2 separate regions of the Homo sapiens genome follow, and region 1 is linked to region 2. The links are chromatin loops, found by intact Hi-C in ENCODE. Cell type or tissue: tibial artery. All regions are shown on one strand. Each heading gives the region's core, and the rest is flanking DNA. Links, peaks and the distances in the headings are about the cores only.

Region 1 (2,907 bases), core at 143-2,642, 180 kb before region 2:
AAATTCAAAAATCTGTGTCCACACAAAAAAAGTTTTATTGGAATAATTTTTTATTTTTTATTTTTGGGAGACAGAGTCTTGCTCTGTTTCCCAGACTGGAGTGCAGTGGTGCAATCTTGGCTCACTGCTACCTCCGCCTCCCGGGTCAAGTGATTCTCCTGCCTCAGCCTCCTGAGTAGCTGGGATTACAGGCGCCTGCCACCAGGCCCGGCTAATTTTTGTATTTTTAGTAGAGATGGGGTTTCACTATCTTGGCCAGGCTGATCTTGAACTCCTGACCTTGTGATCCACCCACCTCGGCCTCCCAAAGTGTTGGGGTTACAGGCGTGAGCCACTGCGTCCGGTCTTTTTTTTTTTTGAGATAGAGTCTCACACTGTCACCTGGGCTGGAGTGCAATGGTGCGATCTCAGCTTACTGCAACCTCCACCTCCCAGGTTCATGTGATTCTCCTGCCTCAGCCTCCTGAGTAGCTGAGATTACAGGTGCACATCACCACATCCAGCTAATTTTTTGTTTTTTTAGTACAGATGGGGTTTCACTATGTTGGCCAGACTGGTCTCAAACTCCTGACCTCGCGATCCGCCCACCTCAGCCTCCCAAAGTGCTGAGATCACAGGCATGAGCCACCGCGCCTGACCTTTTTTTTTTTTTTTTTTTTTTTTTTTTTTTAAGACAGAGTCTCACTCTGTTGCCCAGGCTGGAGTGCAGTGGCACGATCTCGGCTCACCGCAACCTCCACCTCCCAGGTTCAAGCGATTCTGCTGCCTCAGCCTTCCGAGCAGCTGGGATTAGAGGTGTGTGCCCCCATGCCCGGCTAATTTTTGTATTTTTAGTAGAGACAGGGTTTCACCATGTTAGTTAGGCTGGTCTTGAACTCCTGACCTCAGGTGAGCCACTGGCCTCGGCCTCCCAAAGTGGGAATAAAACTTTTTCTCATTTGTTTATATATATATATTTTATGTCTGCATTGCACTCCAGTCTGGGCAACATGCGAGACTCCATCTCAAAATAAATAAATAATAAAAAATAAAATAAAAAAGCTTGCTGGCCCCTGGGCTGGACCAGTAGCTCCCCTTCTATTGATGGGAAATTTGAGGCACAGAGAAAATGAGTGGCCTAAGATCATACACAGAGTCAATGGCAGAAATAACTCTGGCTCCCTATTGGTGCTCTTTTCACTTCATTACCATATAAAAGCAGCTAAACAAAGGTTTCTCAGCTTCTCATGACAATGGCTACTTGGTCCTTTTATATGCCTCATCTCTGCTCATTCTCACTCTTGTCTAACCTAGGTTCTAGCAGCTGCACACAGATGCAGCTGTGACCTCGAGAGGGCAGCACTCGTTAAGATGACTCCAAAATACAATCTCTTATCTGAGACCCAAAAATAGAGTGAATATATCGTCCTGTCCTAACGAAAAAAAGAAAAATGCATTAGAAAGTGTCTCAACTGCTTCTGATGATGATATATATGCATTCACACCAGTGTAAATGTAAGAGGTTTTCCTTTTTTTTTTTTTTTTGACAAATTGTCAACAAAGGTGAATTCAAGCACAAACAATCCCCACATTTAGCTAGACTGGAAAGCACTGAGGCCACATCAGTGGCAAAGGCAAGACAGGCATTTGAGAGAACCACCCAGAGAAACTTTTTTTTTTTTTTTTTTTTGAGACAGAGTCTCGCTCTGTTGCCAGGCTGGAGTGCAGTGGCTCGATCTCTGCTCACTTCAACCAACCTCCGCCTCCCAGGTTCAAGCAATTCTCCTGCCTCAGCCTCCCAAGTAGCTGGAACTACAGGCACACGCCACCACGCCTGGCTAATTTTTTGTATTTTAGTAGGGACGAGTTTCACCATGTTGGCCAGGATGATCTCAATCTCCTGACCTCGTGATCTGCCTGCCTCGGCCTCCCAAAAGTGCTGGGATTACAGCTGTAAGCCACCATGCCCGGCCCCCAGAGATACTTTTAAGTGTTTCCTGAGCACTGGGGGAACATGAAGAGGGAGAAAATTAGATCTCAGAGAGCCCAAGGGACAGTTTTAAGTAGACTCGTGACCCAGGTTTGTCCTTTTCTGAGTAGACTAGAGGTTCCATCTCTTTATTCTGGGATGTCCAGTAATAAAATGGGGCTAGTAGGGCTTGCAAGCAATGAGGTATTTATGAAGTACAATTAATGTATGCAAAGGGCTTTGAGATCCTTCAGATTAAAAAGTGTCCTGTGCAGGTGCAAGATGGACTGGTGTTGCTGTGAGGGCAAATATATTTTGTGGGTGTTACCATTGTTGTTGAACAAGGCAGTGGGGGAAAAAGTAGTTAAGATTATGTGGCACGATCCTTCAACATGACCCAGAACTGGGCCATAGGAAACTTGTACAGACTATCACATCAGATGATGGAGAGAAACATCACTGAGAATGCATAAATCCCCGGAGGCAGAATGGTTAATTTCGTGAGGCACAGTCATGTCTAGACAAATCTGGTGGGGCTATTTAGAAAAACACATATGGTACTTCTGGCTTTACAAGGAAGGGGACCAAGTCACATTACTCAGCAAATATCTTTCCTTAGTCTGAACTTGGCTTCTAAGATTTTCTGAGAACTGAGCTTTTTTTTTTTCTTTTTTTTGAGATGAAGTTTCGCTCTTGTTGCCCAGGCTGGAGTGCAATGATGTGATCCCGGCTCACTGCAACCTCTGCCTCCCGGGTTCAAGCGATTCTCCTGCCTCAGGCTCCCAAGTAGCTGGGATTACAGGCGACCGCCACCACACCCAGCTAATCTTTTAAAAAATATATTTAGTAGAGACGGGGGTTCACCATGTTGGCCAGGCTGGTCTTGAACTTATGACCTCAGGTGATCCGCCTGCCTCTGCCTCCCAAAGTGCTGGGATTATAAGCGTGAGCCACCACGC
Region 2 (2,907 bases), core at 249-2,748:
GCCCGGCCAAGAAAGGACTGCGTGGGCTCACTGGAGATGCTGACCACGTCTGTTTCTTTCAGCCAAACCTGAGCAAGGGTCCTTGGCACCCAGGCCTGGGCTGGCTTCACCTGGCAGGAAGACCCTCTGGCAGGGGGACAGGCAGGCCCCTCCTGGCCCAACAACTCGGTTCCAGTGGCCCATTTGGCCAGCTTCCCCGCCATGGGTGGCCCGTTTGGTCAGCTTCCCCTCCATGGGTGCCTCGTCCTTTCATACCCTGTCCTGATGGGACTATCTGTGAGGCCAAGGCCCAGTGGCACGAGGGGGCTTCCATGGAACCTAGGGCAGCAGGCCATTCTCTGGGGGCACCGGGGACTGAGGGTGTGCCCAGCCTGGCCCTGGCTCAGGGGGAACCTCAGGTTTCCTGGAGGTTCCTCCAGTGGAACTCCATGCCACGGCTCCATCCCTATGAACCTGGATGTGGGGGGCCCTCGTTGCCCCCCGTTATGATTTTGAACAGAGCTGCTGGGTCCAAGTCCCTTCCAAATGTGTCCTGGACAGCCCCAGGACCATGGGACAGCCTAGCCCAGGAAGCCCATGGGGACCCCGAAACCAGGCCCTGCCCAGGCCCATCAGGACTAAAAGGGAGGTCGGGAGATACCCCGACTGCAGCGTGGCACCTGTGTCTGGCCCGCTCGGTGGTCAGTGACTGGCAAGTCTGGAAGGGGTCAGGGTGGCACCCCGCAAGCTGCACCACAGCCCCAGACACCTCGGAAAATCCCGTTCAATGGGGAAGCCAGTCCCATCAAGGCCACGAGAGAGAAAGGTGAGCATGGCATCCCCGCAGCCCCGGCCAGCCAGCAGCATGCCTGGGGCCTCTGTCCCAACCTGTGGGACAGTGTCCCCCTCCCAAGGCACAATTCCCAAGCCAAGAGGGGTCTGGACTAGACCCCAGCCCTGGGAAGTGAGGGGCACCAGGGGTGTGGTGGGCTCCCAGCTGCAGTGAGCATGACCATGCAGGGGACCCTGGCACTGCGGAGCTCTGCACTGTCACAATTCACCTCGCAGAAGCTGGGTGAGATCCCGAAGCCTCGCAGCCACTGCTGGAGCCACAGCAGGCGCCCCCACCACGTGCCTTCCAGCTGCTGGTGCAGGCTTTCCTGACAGCAGGGCGCCCTGCAGCCCTCGCCTCAGCAGCTCAGACTTGGAAGGTATCTGTGGCTCAAGTTCCCAGTGCTCCCACCGAAGAGAATTACTACGGAGGATGCTCTGGGTCCTGAGTCGAGCAAAATGGCACGCCCTATGGATGCAGCCTGCTTCTTTCCCGGCCACCACGCCTGCTGGATGCGCCCACCGAGCAAGTGGTCTTGAGACGGTCATGGGGACGGAAGAGGTTCAGCATCCTGCACGGGCCCTTACCAAGGCTCACTAGGCTGACACCATGGCTGAGCGCCCTCTCTATTGACAAGAGACTTGCACCCAGTCCCTGGGATGGACCAGCTGGCCACCTGCTGGCAGGCTGGTCACACTGCGGAGGGGGCTGAGATTGGCTTTCACTGCACTGACCCATAATGTGGACATGGACCTGCTGGCCCTGCAGGGCACACAGCACTGCTTCCGACTAGGGGACCCCATTCACAGCTAGAGACATGCAGCAGTGTGTTCCCACCTCAGGGCCTTGGCTCTGCCACCTCTACTTGGAATGTTCTCAGTTCCCTCCAGGCTTCTAGAAGCATCTAGGCCAGGGCTCATGACTGGATAAACAACCGAATCCCCACAACCCAAACAAGCTTTTCATTCTCATTTTATTTGGTGTTAAACTTAAGAAAATGTATTAAGACATGACTTACATCCCTGGTAAGTGTGCAGCTCGAAAGACATTCACAGATGGAACACACCAGCCCCCAGATCACAAAGCCAACCATGGCCAGCCCCTCCAGCGCCCCCGGCCCCACAACCAGTGTCCTGACTTCCGTTGACACCATGAGCCTGTCTTTTGTACTTTACACTCATGGAAGGATAAACACTTTCACGTTTTAAAATAAATGTTTACTTTTGAAATGATTCTAGATACACAGAAAAATTGAAAAGACACTGTAGTGTACTCTACACCTTATACCCAGCTGCCCCTAGTAATGACATTTTGCATTACCATGGCACATTTGTCCAAACTAAGAAATGTGGGCTGGCTGTAGTGGCTCACACCTGTAATCCCAGCAATTTGAGAGGTTGAGGCAGGTTCACTTGAGCCCAGGAGTTTGAGACCAGCCTGCGCAACACAGGTAGGCCTTGCCTCTAGAGAAAAGTAAAAAAAAATAGCCAGGCATGATGGCGTGTGCCTATAGTCCCACCTAATCAGGAGGCTGAGGCAGGAGGATTGCTCGAGCCCAAGAGTTCCAGGAAGCAGTGAGCTATGATCGCACCACTGCACTCCAGCCTAGGTGACAGAATGAGAATTTATCTCTTTAAAAAAATTAATTTATCTTGGGTGCAATCCTGTTAACTAAATAATAATGTTAACTATTATCTAAAGTTATTAACGCAGTAATTATATTAACATAGTGAAATTTTTTCAGATTTCATCCTCTTTTGCCTAACTTCTTGTACCTGTCCTGGGATCCCACCTCAGACTCACCCTCTGCCTTTAGGTCACTTCTCCTTAGCTTCCTCCAGAGGCTACAGCCAAACACACACCTGGGCTGAATAGTAGAGCTGGTTGCTGCTGGGTTCCAAACCTCTGCAACATGTTACTGTACTAAGTACTATAGGCAATGGTAACATAATGGCGGCTATTTGTGGGCCGGGCATGGTGGCTCATGCCTGTAATCCCAGCACTTTGGGAGGCCGAGGCGGCTGGATCACCTGAGGTTAAGAGATTGAGACCAGCCTGGCCAACGCGGTGAAACCCCGTCTCTACTAAAAATACAA

Evidence for each region. Peaks named below come from ENCODE experiments on the same cell type or tissue, not always from the same donor. Only the 100,000 strongest peaks of a DNase experiment are listed, where the experiment ranks them.
Region 1: it touches region 2 in a loop (3-fold over the local background); 79 of 110 quality-filtered maps call a loop at or near these places.

What each region holds. Positions count from the first base shown.
Region 1 is chr1:15,814,379-15,817,285 of GRCh38, forward strand. No RefSeq gene overlaps it. Among named protein-coding and RNA genes, the nearest start is that of UQCRHL, 8.2 kb to the left of the region's middle. In tibial artery, for the core only: a CTCF peak has its summit at 1,338 (motif pointing right); no DNase peak of the experiment used is centred there; H3K27ac peaks cover 763 bases.
Region 2 is chr1:15,993,234-15,996,140 of GRCh38, forward strand. It overlaps the pseudogene TBC1D3P6. Among named protein-coding and RNA genes, the nearest start is that of SRARP, 9.5 kb to the right of the region's middle. RefSeq lists an enhancer at 663-1,503 and a silencer at 1,410-1,559. In tibial artery, for the core only: a CTCF peak has its summit at 1,489 (motif pointing left); a DNase peak (open chromatin) is centred at 1,490.